2 separate regions of the Homo sapiens genome follow, and region 2 is linked to region 1. The links are chromatin loops, found by intact Hi-C in ENCODE. Cell type or tissue: mammary epithelial cell. All regions are shown on one strand. Each heading gives the region's core, and the rest is flanking DNA. Links, peaks and the distances in the headings are about the cores only.

Evidence for each region. A loop is a pair of places that touch in the nucleus more often than their neighbours do. Peaks named below come from ENCODE experiments on the same cell type or tissue, not always from the same donor. Only the 100,000 strongest peaks of a DNase experiment are listed, where the experiment ranks them.
Region 2: it touches region 1 in a loop (5-fold over the local background); 1 of 110 quality-filtered maps calls a loop at or near these places.

What each region holds. Positions count from the first base shown.
Region 1 is chr16:68,525,532-68,533,859 of GRCh38, forward strand. It overlaps a transcript of ZFP90 not described here. Among named protein-coding and RNA genes, the nearest start is that of ZFP90, 9.6 kb to the right of the region's middle. RefSeq lists enhancers at 4,446-4,505, 4,976-5,035. In mammary epithelial cell, for the core only: a CTCF peak has its summit at 3,272 (motif pointing right); DNase peaks (open chromatin) are centred at 3,320 and 4,540; H3K4me3 peaks cover 1,583 bases; H3K27ac peaks cover 1,305 bases.
Region 2 is chr16:68,671,364-68,679,691 of GRCh38, forward strand. It overlaps CDH3 (cadherin 3), which reads left to right. Exons shown (of 16, transcript NM_001793.6): 3 at 5,022-5,107; 4 at 6,771-6,914; 5 at 7,138-7,293; 6 at 7,399-7,543. Among named protein-coding and RNA genes, the nearest start is that of CDH3-AS1, 29 kb to the left of the region's middle. RefSeq lists an enhancer at 5,399-5,543 and a cis regulatory region at 5,471. In mammary epithelial cell, for the core only: no CTCF peak of the experiment used is centred there; a DNase peak (open chromatin) is centred at 4,878; H3K27ac peaks cover 1,892 bases.

The DNA.
Region 1 (8,328 bases), core at 262-8,261:
TGAGAATGCACTAGAATTATGTAAGGTGCCAGTATCGAGGGAAACTGGGTGATGGGTACACGGGACCTCTTCGTTCTACTTTTGCACTTCTTGTGAGTCTGTCATTAACTCAAAATCAAAAGTGTAACAAAATCTGTACTAGCTTTATTCTGTTTTGAATATTTTGAGTTCGGGGGTGGCTAGTGTCATGGAATATTATCCGGGACTCTGGTTGCAGCAGTCAAAGAACCCATTTTATTTATTTGTTGACTTTATTTATCTGTATTTGAGACAGAGTCTCCCTCTGTCGCCCAGGCTGGAGTGCAGTGGCACGATCTCGGCTCACTGCAGCCTCTGCCTCTCAAAGCGATTCCCCTGCCTCAGCCTCCTGAGTAGCTGGGATTACAGGCGCACACCACCACGTCTGGCTAATTTTTTGTATTTTTAGTAGAGACGGGGTTTCACCATGTCGACTAGGCTGGTCTCTAACTCCTGACTTCAGGTGATCCACCCGCCTCGGCCTCCCAAAGTGCTGGGATTACAGACGTGAGCCACCACGCCCGGGCAGAGAACCTATTTTAAACTGGCATAGGACAAAACAGGAAGAAATTATTGGTGCATATAATTAAACTGTGAAACTAGCAGGGCTAGAGCTGCACACAGGGCCAGCTAACTCGGGACTGGCACAAAAAGAACTCTCTCTCTCTCTGCCGCCTCCTCTCCCTTCCCTCCTCCCATCCCCCTCTCCCATCTCCTCCTCTCCCATCCCTCATCTCTTCCTCCCCACTCTCTTTCTCAACCTGCACTCTGGACTCCTCTCTGTGTGTTGGCTTCCAATCCTCACAGCCCTGCTGACAATCTAGGGGGAAAGGCTTCCTTCTACAGAGCATCTACATAAAACATCAGAGGGAAGCATCTGATTGGCCTGCTTTGGGTCACATGGAGTCTGTGATTAACCGCGTCACCAGAACTTCATAGAGGAGGAAGAAGAACTGCCCCTAAAGGAAGAGGGTGCTGTTACTGAGAGATGAGAGAAGGGATGCTGGCTGGGGTAGTGAGAGGTGACAGCATGCTGGCAGCCCTCGCAACCCTCGCTGGCTCTCAGCGCCTCCTCGGCCTTGGCACCCACTCTGGCCGCGCTTGAGGAGCCCTTCAGCCCACCGCTGCACTGTGGGAGCCCCTTTCTGGGCTGGCCAAGGCCGGAGCTGGCTCCCTCAGCTTGCGGGGAGGTGTGGAGGGAGAGGCGCAGGCGGGAACCGGGGCTGCGCACAGCGCTTGCGGGCCAGCGCGAGTTCCGGGTGGGTGTGGGCTCCGCGGGCCCTGCACTGGGATCGCCTGGCCAGCCCGCAAGCCCTGGGCAGTGAGGGGCTTAGCACCTGGGCCAGCAGCTGCTGTGCTCGGTTTCTCGCCCAACCTTAGCTGCCTCCCCGCCGAGCAGGCTTGGGACCTGCAGCCCGCCATGCCTGAACCTCCCCCCGCCCCAGGCTCCTGCGCAGCCCGAGCCTCCAAGACGAGCGCCGCTCCTGGCTCCACGGCGCCCAGTCCCATCCACCGTTCAAGGGCTGAGGAGCGTGGGACCACGGCGCGGAACTGGCAGGCAGCTCCAACTGCAGCCCCGGTGCGGGATCCACTGGGTGAAGCCAGCTGGGCTCCTGAGTCTGGTGGGGACTTGCAGAATCTTTATGTCTAGCTAAGGGATTGTAAATACACCAATCAGCACTCTGTATCTAGCTCACAGTTTAGTAAACACACCAATCAGCACCCTGTGTCTAGCTCAGGGTTTGTGAATGCACCAATCGGCACTCTGTGTCTAATTAATCTGGGGGGACTTGGAGAACCTTTATGTCTAGCTAAGGGATTGTAAATACACCAACCAGCACTCTGTATCTAGCTTAAGGTTTGTAAACACACCAATCAGCACCCTGTGTCTAGCTCAGGGTTTGTGAATGCACCAATCAGCACTCTGTATCTAGTTACCCTGGTGGGGACTGGGAGAATCTTTATGTCTAGCCAAGGGATTGTGAATGCACCAATCTGCACTCTGTATCTAGCTCAAGGTTTGTAAATGCACCAATCATTTCTCTGTGTCTAGCTCAGGGTTTGTAAATAAACCAATCAACACTCTGTATCTAGCTAATCTAGTGGGAATCTGGAGAACTTTTGTGTCTAGCTCAGGGATTGTAAATGCACCAATCAGCACCCTGTCAAAACGGACCAATCAGCTCTCTGTAAAACAGACCAATCGGCTCTCTGTAAAATGGACCAATCAGCAGGATGTGGGTGGGGCCAGATAAGAGAATAAAAGCAGGCTGCCCGAGAACCTAGCGGTAATTCTGCCGCATTCTCTTTCTTCCTGTAGGAGCTTTATTCTTTTTGCTGTTTGCAATTACTCTTGCTAGTGCTCACTTTTCAGGCTCATACTGTCTTTATGAGGTGCAACACTTTCCAGGGAAGTCTGCAGCTTCGGTTCTGAGGCCAGGAAGACTATGAACCCACCAGGAAGAACAAACAACTCCAGACGTGCGGCCTTAAGAGCTGTAACGTTCACTGCAAAGACCTGCAGCTTCATTCCTGAGCCAGCGAGACAACGAAACCACCAGAAGGAAGAATCTCTGAACACATCCGACCATCAGAAGGAACAAACTCCGGACACAACACTCACTGTGAGGGTCCACAGCTTCATTCTTGAAGTCAGTAAGACCAAGAACCCACCAATTCTGGACACAGGAGGGGGGAGATCCACATTACAACATACAAAATAGGTAAATGTACATATTGATTAATAGAAATGTACATATTCATTAATATAAAATTAGTTCCTAAATCTATTGGGTATAAGGAAACAACTTTCTAATGTAGTTAAGGTTTCAGTGTGGTGGCTTGCACACACACTGTTGGTTATCAGACCAGCGCCAGCCAGTCTTAACCACAGAGGGGCATGATAAGCTCTGGAGAAGAGAGATGCTGAGCCTTCAGGGTCAGAGGCAGGCCAGAAGGGACCTTGGAGGGCCCTTGAAGACAAAATCGCCAGAGGCTCAACTGTGACATGGGAGGGTATACAGCTCTGGGGACAGTGGCTTCTGGGATCCTGGATGACACTTGGTGTCAGAGTGGGCTTGGCAAGTTTCTTAAATTCTCTGAACCTGTTACCCCAGGTGTCAAATGGGGATGAGAATATCTATCTCACAGGTTGTTAAATTCAGTTGAGATAGTGTGAAGTGCCTCGCCTGGTCCCCTGCTGGTGTTGCTGCTTGGTTGGCTTTACAGCAGTAGTGCGTCGCAGAGGACGGCAGGTGGCGCTCGAGCCCAGCAGTTTTGAGATGCACGCCCCAGAAGGTCGAGGCAAAACAGGCGCCTGGTGTCAGTAGAGGAAAGGTAGCCGAGGTGCTGGGACACGCTTTCGCGAGGTCAAAAGCTAGTGGGCGCGCATTTCGGCCTCAAACGCTGCAGAGAGGGTCAGAAGCTACCCAGGTCCCACTTAGTGGTTCAGCCTTGTTTTCTTGTCAGGGGATCCCGGTTCCCTGTTGCTCTGGGAATCGCAGGTTCTCCAGCTTAATAGAAGCGGATCTGGCTATATTCGTTGAGTCCCATCTCTTCTCACCGTTTTCATGGAAACCAGAGGGTGGGGCACTTTATTGAACGTTTTAAGTTACTGGAAGTTGGATATCCAGAAGGCTGGACCCACGCCGGGTCGAGTGAGGAACTGGAGGTCCAATCCACGGGGATGTTAATGTGTTTTGTTTTGTTTGTTTTTTTGAGACAGGGTCTCTGTCACCCAGGCTGGAATGCTGTGGCACGACTATAGCTCACTGCAACCTCGATCTCCTGGATTCAAGCAATACTCCTGCCTCAGCCTCACAAGTAGCTGGGCCACCACGCCTGGCTAATTTTTGTTTGCTTCTGTTTTTGTTTTGTTTTTGTTGTTGTTTTGTTGTTGTAAAGACGGGGGTGGGGGGTGGTCTCACTGTGTTCCCCAGGCTGGTCTCAAACTCCTGGGCTCAAGCGATCCCCTGGCCTCGGCCTCTCAAAAAGTGTTGGGATTACAGGTGTGAGCCACCAAGCCCGGTCCCTTGTAGATGTTTTTCTTTTTGTTTTTTAATTTTTGTGGGTATACAGTAGGTGTATATATTTACGGGGTCTATGAGATGTTTTGATAGACATGCAACGTGAAATAAGCACATCATGGAGAATGGGATCCTCGTGGATATGAAAGATAGAGCAGGCAACAAGAAAGGCAGTTGACGTTAACGACGGGTCCCTGATGCTCTCCCAGGCTGGGTTAGGACTAGGTCCCGCTGAATGCCTCATCCTCCGCCCTCCAAGCCCAGGAGTGCCTTCTTGCCCACCGGGGCGCGGGGTTTGAAGAGGCTTTGAGGCACCACTTGGGCACGTGGAGACCTCTGCCAGTCTCTCTCGTCCCGCCCCTGCGTTCCCGGTTTCCAGGGGACTTGCGAGTCGGTCTTTTCTGCCTTCGAACTCTTGAGTAGCTAGCAGAACCCGGAGGAGCTCTCAGAACCCCAGGCCGTTGTCATGGAGAGAGCGCGCGCCCAACTACGTGGCTTGTGATTGGCTGGGAGGCACGCCCCCGCCCTCCCCTTCCAGCCCGTGGCTCGGCGACTTACAGGGAGGGAGAACATGGCTGCTGGCTTTTAGCACCTGGTGGGTTTCGCGCCTTGCAACTCGACAACTGCCGGGACGGAGTCTGGCTGCGCGACCCCCTGCGGCAGGTGCTGGGCGAGGCGCCTCCCCTGCAACTAGCCTGCCGCTTCCCTCCCGGCACCCCCGCCGCCAGCCCCGAGCGCGGACCTGGAGCGGAGAAGAGAGGTCGGTGCCTCCAACCCGGGGCCGCGGTCGAGGGGCGCGCGTCGTTGCTCTGGGACTCACTGTCGACCAACCCCCATTCCTCAGGGGCTCGGCTCCTTCCCCAAGGCTCAGGACGTAGAGCTTGGGCGGGGCCCCCTGCCCAGCAGCAGTCAGCGGAGCTGCACGAGTCAGACTCCACTTCTGGTGCACCTGGTACCTTGGTGCGCTGGGCTGAGGGCTTAGGGGTGGTTCTGGTTGGGGTGGCGTTTTGGATCTGTGAGCAGGAGCCGATGAATTCCCCCGAGTGTGTGTGTTCGTGTGTGTCTCCGTCTGTGCAGAAATCCGAGCCAACCACTAGAGCTCTGTGAATGGGGAGAGCTTCACTCTCCAAAATATCCAGTTGGTCCCCTCTCCCATAGCAACTCCAGGTTTTATAAATAAAAATTTTTGAGACCGGGTGCGATGGCTCACGCCTGTAATCCCAGCACCCTGGGAGGAGAGGCGGGTGGGTCACTTGAGCCCAAGTTGGAGTACAATAAAGCCAAAAGTGTAAACAACCCACATGCCCACCAACTGATGAGTGACTAGACAGAATGTGATATGTCCGTATAATCATATTATTCAGTAATACAAAGGAATGCGTTGGTGATATGGGTTACAACATGTATGAACCTCAGAAGCACTACTGTTATAGGAAAGTGGTCCCTATCCAGACCCCAAGAGAGGGCTCTTGGCTGTCTAGCAAGAATTTAGGGCGAGGTCCACAGTGCAAAGCAAAAGCAAGTTTATTAAGAAAGTAAAGGAATAAAAGAATGGCTATGCCATCAACAGAGGGCTGCTGGTTGCCCATGTTAATGGTTATTTCTTGATACGCTAAACAAGGGGTGAATTATTTATGTCTCCCCTTTTTAGACCATTTAGGGTAACTTCCTGATGTCATGGCAGTTGTAAACTGTTATGGCGCTTTTGGGAGTATAGCAGTGAGGACGACCAGAGTCACTCTTGTTGCCGTCTTGGTTTTGGTGGGTTTTAGCCAGCTTCTTTACTGCAACTTGTTTTATCAGCAAGGTCTTTATGACCTCTATCTTCTGCCAACCTCCTATCTCATCCTATGACTTAGAACGGCTTAACTGTCTGGGAGTGTAGCCCAGTAGGTCTCAGCCTCATTTTACCTAGCTCCTATTTAAGATGGAGTTGCTCTGGGTCACACGCCTCTGACACGACAAGTGAAAGAAGCCAGTCACACACATACAAATATATACCGCATGACCCCATTTATGTGAAATGTCCAGAATAGGCAAACTACATAGAGAAAAAGTAGAGCAGTGGTTGCCTAGGACTGCAAGGTGGCAGGGTAGGATTAGGGAATGGCTACTAATGGGCATAAGTTTTCTTTTGGGGATGATGAAAATGTTCTAGAATTCCATTATAGTGATGGTTATATAACTCTCTACATCCAGTAAAAACTACTGAATTGTACACTGTAAACTGTGAGCGCTATAGTATATGATTTATATCTCAGTAAAGCTGTTAGAAAAAGAAAGGGCCTGGTGTGGTGTCTCACGCCTGTAATCCCAGCACTTTGGGAGGCCGAGGTGGGTGGATCGCCTGAGGTCAGGAGTTCGAGACCAGCCTGGCTAACATGGTGAAACCCCATCTCTACTAAAAATACAAAAATTAGCTGGGCGTTGGGGCTGGCGCCTGTAATCCCAGCTACTCGGGAGGCTGAGGCAGGAGAATCGCTTGAACCCAGGAGGCGGAGGTTGTAGTGAGCCAAGATTGTGCCATTGCACTCCAGACTGGGCAACAACAGCAAAACTCCGCCTCAAACAAAAAAAAAAAAAAAAAAAAAAGGAAATGGGTGGAGTGGGGAGAAAGGTGGGATGTAGAGAAATTCTAGGAGTTCCAGAAAAGGCAGTATTGGTAGCCAGTGGAGGAAAGAGTTCCAGGGAGATAAGTGCCATAAAGCATTAGATAAAATCTGCCTGATGTCCAGTCAGGTCATCAACTAGCTAAATCACTGGACATGTTGGGAAAATCAGTATCAGAGTAAGGTGAAGGTAGAAGCCAAACAACAGTCAAAACAAGGCATGAAGGGGAAGTGAGGACTTGGTCTTCACAAGATGGTATACTTTTTCTAGAAGTTCAGATGAAACGCATAGGGGTAAAGAAGAATGGGAGCTGAGAGACATCTGGGGACAAGAAATCTGTGTGTGTGTGTGTGTGTGTGTGTGTGTGTGTGTCTTTCAGAAGGGACAGATTTAAGCATGGTTATAAGTCCAATGGAAAAAGCCAAAAGGAAAAAAATGTGAGATGTAGAAGAAATATGGATGATAGATTAGAAGGGATTGGGGACCAAAGACCCCGAGAGAGCACGTTTCTCCAAATCAGCAAAGGAACATCTGTCTCTAAGACTGGAGGTGAAGTGGAGAAGTGGGTTGAAAAGTGGGTATAAAAATTGTCAACAGGCTCATTTTCCCAGCAATTTTCAGCTGGCATGATACTGGACTTTGTAGGTCAGTTTCAACACAAGTGGGGATAAAAGAATCAAGAGCCCTGGTAGGAAAAAAGTTCAGTTGACTGGCTGTGAGGTCTTCATAAAGGAGAAAGAGAAACAAATACTGACATTCAGAGAAAGTGAGAGACCGAGAGGCCATAGGGACCTTTGACATATAGTCAACCCACTGAAGTCCCTCTTTATCCTCCAAAACAATATAATAATCTTAGAACCTTTAATCTCTCATCAGGAGAACCTTGATTTTTTTCTGTTGACCTGGATTTTAGTTTCATCTTTTTTTAAACCCACAAGACATAATCAATAGTTTTATATAGTCAATTTTAATTTAGATTTACACGTAGATTTACCACTTTTTTTTTTTTGAGACGGAGTCTCACTCTGTCACCCAGGCTGGAGTGCAGTGGCGCGATCTCGGCTCACTGCAAACTCCGCCTTCCGGGTTCGCGCCATTCTCCTGCCTCAGCCTGAGTAGCTGGGACTACAGGCGCCCGCCACCACGCCCAGGCTAATTTTTTGTATTTTTAGTAGAGATGGGGTTTCACCGTGGTCTCGATAATCCTGACCTCGTGATCCGCCCACCTCGGCCTCCCAAAGTGCTGGGATTACAAGCGTGAACCACCGTGCCCGGGAGGTAGAGTTACCACTTTCTTTGTTCACTGTTTCCTTGTCTATATATGACTGCATGTGGAATCATTTTCCTTCCATTTGAAAGACACCCAACTTTAATGAGTCTCTGTTGATGACATTCTGTTTTTTGTTTTTCCAAAAATCCCTCTATTTAATCCTCATTGATGAAGATATAATTCTAGCTGTCTTCCATTGTTGCCATCTTCTAATTCTCCTTTTTTGTTGTTGTTTTGAGACAGAGTCTTGCTCTGTTGCCCAGGCCGGAGTGCAATGGTGCAATGTCAGCTTACTGCAACCTCCACCTCCCAGGTTCAAGCCATCCTCCTGCCTCAGCCTCCTGAGTAGCTGGGAGCCATCACGCCCAGCTAGCCATCTTCTAATTTTCATTCCTTCAAAGGTAA
Region 2 (8,328 bases), core at 61-8,060, 150 kb after region 1:
TTATTTTCTTATAGTTCTGGCTTGTAGATGGACAACTTCTCCCTGTGGCTTCACATAGTCTTCCCTCTGTAACTACCTGTGTCCAAACCAAACTTCTTCCTCTTCTAAAGATACCAGTCATGCTGGATTAGGGCCTAGCCTAATGAGTTCATTTTACCTTTTTTTTTTTTTTTTTTTGAGATGGATCTTGCTCTGTTGTCCAGGCTGGAGTGAGGTGGTGCGATCTCGGCTTACTGCAACCTCTGTCTCCTGGGTTCAAGCGATTCTCCTGCCTCAGCCTCCCGGGTAGCTGGGACTACAGGCGCAGGCCACCATGCCCAGCTAATTTCTGTATTTTTAGTAGAGACGGGATTTTACTATGTTGGCCAGGCTGATCTCAAACTCCTGACCTCAGGTGATCCGCCCATCTTGCCCTCCGAAAGTCCTGGGATTACAGGCGTGAGATACCATGCCTGGCTGACTTCATTTTACCTTAATTACCTCTTTAAGGTCCCTGTCTTCACATTTAATGGCCATTTTAGGTACCAGTGGTTAGGACTTCAACATAAGAATTTTGGAGGGACACAACTCGTGTTAAGGGAAAACTTGGACCTGCAGAAAAATTGAGAAAATAAGTTGCCAACAGGTAGTCATGGCCAAATGGTTATTGCAGTGAACTTGAAAATAAGTTTCTGTAAAATTAGCCGGGCGAGGTGGCGGGCGCCTGTAGTCCCAGCTACTCGGGAGGCTGAGGCAGGAGAATGGCGTGAACCCCAGGGGGCGGAGCCTGCAGTGAGCCGAGATTGCGCCACTGCACTCCAGCCTGGGCGACAGCGAGACTCCGTCTCAAAAAAAAAAAAAATAAATAAATAAAAAATAAAAAAAAAAGAAAATAAGTTTCTGATGACCTTCATCATTGGGAAAGGTCATTTCAGTCATTTTTCTGTGCATAGTTACATGTATTATATAGTAGTTCTGCATTCTTATTTTGTTTTACTATCATAGTATAAGAACTTCCCTATATAAAGTGTTATATTGCATAGCTGGATAAATAACCTATGGAGTAAGTGCCCCCATAGATTATTTGACTTTTGCCCTATATTGAAGATGATTTAACCTTTGCCACATTATCGTTCCTGGTCCTTCTAGCACTAAGGCAAAGCACTCATCTTCTGAGGACAGAAGATGAGTCTACAAAGCTGTGTGCTGGCAATAAAGGGCAGGGCCACCTGGGGATCGTGTGGCCCCTGGGACCCTCTGGAACTGAATCAGGCCCAGATCTCCTTTCCCCTTCCTCCCACTGGCCAAGCACGTCACAGCCCAGCACTCCTCGGCGGGGATGTCGTCAAGGAGGCAGGGCTGGTTCCTAAGCGATCTTCTCTTTCTTGTGATCACATTCCAGCCTTCCCACAGAGGATCCTTCTGTGTGTGGTAAGCTTTTGGGCTCTGAGGCAGCTCTTTAGGGTCCCCAAGCCCCTCTGTCCTCTCCCATTCACTGAGTCCACTGCCTAAAAGATGGCCAGTGTCTTAACTTCCTTTGCCTGGATGAGTTTTGCCTGGTTTTGAACTTCCTGTTAGTGGAATCTTGCATATGTCCTCTCATATCTGGCTTCTACTACTCAACCTTATGTTTGTTAAATTTCCCATGTAGTTGCCTGTCCTTGTGCTTCATTCACTTCATTATGTGAATATACCCAGTGTTTCTACCCATTCTCCCTCATTGTTTGGGCCGATTCTGGCTTAGCTATTATGAATAGTGCTGTTATGAACATTATAATACATAGGTTTTGGCAAATGTATTTTTGTTGGGTCTGTACATCACAGTGGACTTTCTGGGTCTTAGGGAATTAATATATCAATATGTACTGCCAAATTGTTTTCCAAAGTGATTGTCTTCCCATATCAGACTTTTGTTTGTGTGTGTGTTAAAATAGGCATAACATAAAATGTACCATTTCAACCATTTTTAAGTAAATAATTCAGTAGCACTAAGTACATCCACAGTTTGTGCAACATCGCCATTATCTATCTCCCGAACTTTTTCATCATCCCCAACAGAAACTCTGTACTCATTAGGCATTAGGTAGTAGTTCCCCTCCCCTCTCTCTCTCTCTAGCCCCTGGTCAATTCCTTTTTTTTTTTTCTTAGAGAAAAGGGTCTTGCTGGAGTACAGTGGCGCAGTCATGGCTCACTGCAGCTTCAAACTCATGGGCTCAAATGATCCTCCCACTTCAGCCTCCCAAGTTGCTGGAACAGGTGCATACCACCATGCCCAGATGATTTTCAAAAAATTCGTATAGAGGCCGGGTGCAGTGGCTCACTCCTGTAATCCCAGCACTTTGGGAGGCCAGGCGGGTGGATTGCTTGAGGCCAGGAGTTCGAGACCAGCCTGGCCAACATGGTGAAACCCCATCTCTACTAAAAATACTAAAATTAGCTGGGCATGGTGGTGCACACCTGTAGGCCCAGCTACTCGGGAGGCTGAGGCATGAGAATCGCTTGAACCTAGGAGGTGGAGGTTGCGGTGAGCCACTGTACCATAGCCTGGGCAAGAGAGTGAGACTCCATCTCAGAAAAAAAAAAAGATTCATCTCTTGATGGACACTTGGGTTGTTTCTACCTTTTGACTATTATGAATAACACTGCTGTAAAAATGAATGCATAAGTATCTGTTTGAATCCTTTTGGTTCTTTCAGGTATATACCTAGGCATTGAATTGCTAGGTCATGTGGTAATTCTACATTTAACACGTTGAGGAACTGCCAAACTGTTTTCCACAGTGGCTGCATCATTTCACATTCCCACCAGCAGTGTACGACAATTCCAATTTCCCTCTATCCTTGCCAACACTTGTTGTTTTCTTTTTTTTCTTTTATAGCCATCCTAGTGCATGTGAAGTGGTATCTCATTGTGATTTTGATTTGCATTTCCCTATTAACTAATGATATTGAGCATCTTTTCATGTGCTTATTGGCCATTGTGTATCTTCTCTGGAGAAAGGTTTTTTCAAGTCCTTTGCCTGTTTTTTAAAATTGGGTTTTGTTGTTGTTGAGTTTTATGAATTCTTTACATATTCTGGATATTAATCGTTTAGGATTCTTCTTTTTCGGCCAGGCATGGTGGCTCGTATCTGTAATCCCAGTGCTTTGGGAAGCCAAGGCAAGAGAAGTGCTTGAGCCCAGGAGTTCGAGACCAGCTGGGGCAACAAAGTGAGGCCCCATCTCTACAAAAAATTAAGGAAAATTAGCCGGGTATGGTGGCATGCGTCTGTGGTCCCAGCCACACAGGAGGCTGAGGCAGGAGAACCCCTTGAGCCTGGGAGGTTGAGGCTGTAGTGAGTTATGATTGCACTGCTGCATTCCAGCCTAAGTGACAGAGTGATACCCTGTCTCAAAAAAAAGAATTCTACTTTTTTATATTGTGCTCTTATATACTATGTGAATACTTTGTCATGTCCATATTACTTTCATTATTTTAAAAACCTCATCTGGGCCGGATGCAGTGGCTCACGCCTGTAATCCCAGCATTCTGGGAGGCCGAGGCGGTCAGATCACAAGGTCAGGAGTTCGAGACCAGCCTGGTCAATATGGTGAAACCCCATCTCTACTAAAAATACAAAAATTAGCTAGGCATGGTGGTGCGTGCCTATAGTCTCAGCTAGTCGGGAGGCTGAGGCAGAAGAATCACTTGAACCTGGGAGGTGGAGGTTGCAGTGAGCCGAGATCATGCCACTGCACTCCAGCCTGGGTGACAGAGTGAGACTCTGTTTCCAAAAAATAAAAAAAGTAAAAATTGAAAGAAAAAAAAAACCCTCATCTGTTATCCTTTCTTATTTTAAGGAAAGGTATTTTTAAACCAAAATAATAATAATCTGAAACTAAAAGACAGGCTTTCTGAAAGGACAGTTTGTGCCCTCGCCTGACATACCTATGGACAGGCGTGGGGCCGTCCTTGTGGTCTTTGTTATGTTGCAGCCTAGCAAAAATGGGAGCACTGGGCAGAGCATGGTGCTGACAGGACCCAGGGTATAGCCCCTGGCAGATTCCCTGATTTCTTGCGTTGGCCATAAGGAAGAGTAGGTAACAACGTTGGTTGTGAATATTCTCTAGTGTGTGTCTTGGAGTCGGGTAGACCTGGCTTCTGAACCTCAGTTTTCTAATCTTTGGAAAGGCGGCTGGGCGCGGTGGCTCATGCCTGTAATCCCAGCACTTTGGGAGACCGAGGCGGGTGGATCACAAGGTCAGGAGTTCAAGACCAGCCTGGCCAACATGGGGAAACCCAATCTCTACTAAAAAACAAAAATTAGCTGGGCATGGTGGCGCACGCCTGTAACCCCAGCTACTCAGGAGGTTGAGGCGGGAGAATCACTTGAACCCAGGAGGTGGAGGTTGCTTTGAGCTGAGATTGTGCCACTACACTCCAGCCTGGTGACAGAGCAAGACTCTGCCTCGAAAAAAAAAAAAAAGAAAAGAAAAAAAAGTGGGGGATAATACCTACCTTGGTATCATAGTTATAGGGATGAAATTCACCTCCAGCTGGTGAATGGTGGTTACTAACTCGGAGTGCTTGTTTAAAGAGTAGCCAAGCATTGGGGATTCAGAAGGAGCGAAATGAACTGAAACAACCAAAGGTTGTCCAGGTGATCCTGTGGGCATATATATTGTGTGTAAATAGACTCTCACAGCCTTCAGAAAATCTTCTGCCTCTAGCTATGACCTTAGTCAACCCCATGTCACATGAGGCCACCTGGGGCTAATGTCCATGAATGTCTATGATCTTGGTCCTCTGGGACCAAGAACAAAGAAGAGTTTGACCCACAAACTGACCACCAGGCGATCTTCCCTCTCGAAACCAAACTTGGAAGCCTCCTCTGAAACTTGTATTAGTCACACTCCTGGTCAGAGAAAGTAAGCCAAGTCTCCCTTCTGCAGCCACTTAGCAGTCCTGGATCCAGTCAGAGGACTCTTGTCAGTCTTGTTTTCCTGGGGCAACTTCCAGAATACTCCTGCCTTCCTAATGCTCTCTCTTCCCCTTCCCCACAGTATTCATGGGCTGCCCTGGGCAAGAGCCAGCTCTGTTTAGCACTGATAATGATGACTTCACTGTGCGGAATGGCGAGACAGTCCAGGTAAAATACCATGTCCACCTGCAGGACAAAAGAAAGATGTTCTCTGTGCATGCCCAAATTGCTGGCCAGGAGCCCTTGGTTGCTGTGGCCATTGTGAGCCAAGTCAGCCCTTCAGAGGAGGTAGTGTTAGTCCTCAGCTGTCCACAGCTTGGGTGTGAGCACTGATCTAAGGGGGGTAGTGCTTGCAGCTACCCAACAGTGGTGCCTGAGGTCAGGCCAGTGGAGCCAAGAGCTGCCTTGTGAGTAATCACCCACTGTACTGAGTCCCTCGGATTCCCTCTCCCACCTTCCTTTACTTCCTTCCCTTATCATCCATGTTAACCCCAACTGAAAGCAGCTCTAAATGCAGGCCTGCCAATCCCATGAGCCTCCAGGAAGATACATCTGGGGTGCTTGGCCACACTTCGTTTTAATTTTTGAATAGCTAATATAGCCACATGGTTCAAAAATAAAAAATAATAATAAGCTATACAATAAATAATCTCCCCTTGTTTGCCTCCATTTGCCCAAAGCCCCCTTCACCCCTTCACGCAGTTAACCACTGTTCCCAGTTTCTTTCCTTCCAGAGTTTATATATAGTCTATACTTACATGTGTTACATATTTATTTATATTGTACATGTTTTTACATGTTACCTATTTCGTATATATACATATATAAAAACAGATTCTTTTCCTTATGCAAAAGCTAAGATGCTGTTCACATGTCTGCACCTTTCTTTTTCTACTTAACAGTGTATCAGCACAGCACAATGTCTACCCTCTTTCCACAGATAGCCACTATTAGTTTTTTTCTGTATTCTCCCTGACTTCATCCATGTACAAGAAAATATGACTATATGGTCTTATTTCCTACCCTTTTACACAAAAGGTGGAACAGTACCTGGCACATATTAAGCACAATGTGTTTGTTAAATAAAATGCTAAACTCTATTAAGCTGCCCTATACCTTAATCTTTCCATTTGACAGCATAAATCAAAAATCAGGCCGAATGCGGTGGCTCACGCGTGTAATCCCAGCACTTTGGGAGGCCGAGGCGGGTGGCTTGCTTGAGGTCAGGAGTTCGAGACCAGCCTGGCCAATATGGTGAAACTCTGTCTCTACTAAAAATACAAAAATTAGCTGGGCGTGGTGGCAGATGCCTGTAATCCCAGCTACTCAGGAGGCTGAGGCAGGAGAATCACTTGAACCTGGGAGGCAGAGGTTGCAGTGAGCTGAGATCGTGCCACTGCACTCCAGCCTGGGTGGCAGAGCGAGACTCCGTCTCAAAAAAAGGAAAAGAAAGAAAAAAAGATCTTTCCCTTTTGGCACATAGAGAGCATACTCATTCTTATTTTTAGAGCTGCATAGTATTCCACTAGATGGATGTGCTGTAGTATATTTCACTGGTCCTCCTGTATAAGTAAACACCGAGTTTCCCTTGCAATAGGCTCATCTAGGTCTCCTCACCCTTAACTTTTTTTTTTTTTTAATTTAACTTAGGGTCTCGCTATCTTGCCCAGGCTGCTCTGGAACTCCTGGGCTCAAGTGACCCTCCCAAAGTACTGGGATTATAGGCGTGAGCTACCATGCCCAGCCACCCTTTTAACTCTTATAGGTGAGAGGATGTTGAGCATGTCCCAGCTATTTGCACATCTGGGTTAAGGAGTTTCTCTCCTTGCAGGAAAGAAGGTCACTGAAGGAAAGGAATCCATTGAAGATCTTCCCATCCAAACGTATCTTACGAAGACACAAGAGAGATTGGGTGGTTGCTCCAATATCTGTCCCTGAAAATGGCAAGGGTCCCTTCCCCCAGAGACTGAATCAGGTACGACTGTGCCTTCTCCTGGGAAGCATTGGTGGCTCCAGGGACCCCCATCCAAAGGCCTGCATGAGATTTCTTGCTACTGAATGTGGGGGCTGAGACAGAAAAACCTCTCCTGTTCAGTGAGCAGATTCTCCTATGGCAGTGCCCCTCTTCACAGAGGACTCTTTGTCACAGTCATGGGATATTTGTTACTTTGTCAGCTGCCATTTTCTTTTCCCTCCAGCTCAAGTCTAATAAAGATAGAGACACCAAGATTTTCTACAGCATCACGGGGCCGGGGGCAGACAGCCCCCCTGAGGGTGTCTTCGCTGTAGAGAAGGAGACAGGCTGGTTGTTGTTGAATAAGCCACTGGACCGGGAGGAGATTGCCAAGTATGAGGCAAGTAGCCTTTAGTGTCTACTGTAAATGTCCCCTCAGAAGTGGGATCCTAGGCCTGGTGAGGTGGGTGGCACCGGGCTGACCCCAGAGCTGTGTACCCCACAGCTCTTTGGCCACGCTGTGTCAGAGAATGGTGCCTCAGTGGAGGACCCCATGAACATCTCCATCATCGTGACCGACCAGAATGACCACAAGCCCAAGTTTACCCAGGACACCTTCCGAGGGAGTGTCTTAGAGGGAGTCCTACCAGGTAAGAGGACTGGGAAGGGGACTGCTACGGGGCTGGGCCCACACCCTTAAATGCTAAAAGATCCCACCATACCTGATTTCCTTGGCTGTGTATCAGATTACTTGGGATCTTCTTAAAAATCCAGATTTCCCCCCTTCCATCCCAAGGTTCCTGAATAAGAATGATCCTAGAGCAGAGCTCTGGAATCTGTATATTTGAAATTTTCCCTAAAGCTTCAGATGATCAGCCAAGCTTGGGAACCACTAGCTTTGGAGCTTCAAAGACCTAGATTTGAATCTTGGCTTTGCCCTCTTTACCGGCTGTGATCCTGGGCATATTCTTGACCTCTGAGCCTCACTTCTCACATCTAAAAATGGGAATAATATCAACTTTGAAGAGTGGTGAAGATTAGAAATACCATGTGCAGACTGTTAGGTAATACAGAGCGCCTAATGCGAAGCTCTTGAGAGCATGGCAGCCACAGGGAATGCAGCAAAGACTGGAGTGTTAGAACATGGCTGATGGAGGCTGGGCGCGGTGGCCCACGCCTGGAACCCTAGAACTTCAGGAGCCTAGGCAGGCACATCACTTGAGATCAGGAGTTTAAGACCAGCTGGGCCAACATGGTGAAATCCTATCTCTACTAAAAATATTAAAAAATTAGCCGGGCGTGGTGGCGGGCACTTGTAATCCCAGCCACTCAGGAGGCTGAGGCAGGAGAATCACTTGAACCCAGGAGGCAGAGGTTGCAGTGAGTCGAGATCACACCATTGCACTCCAGCCTGGGTGATAGAGTGAGACTTCAT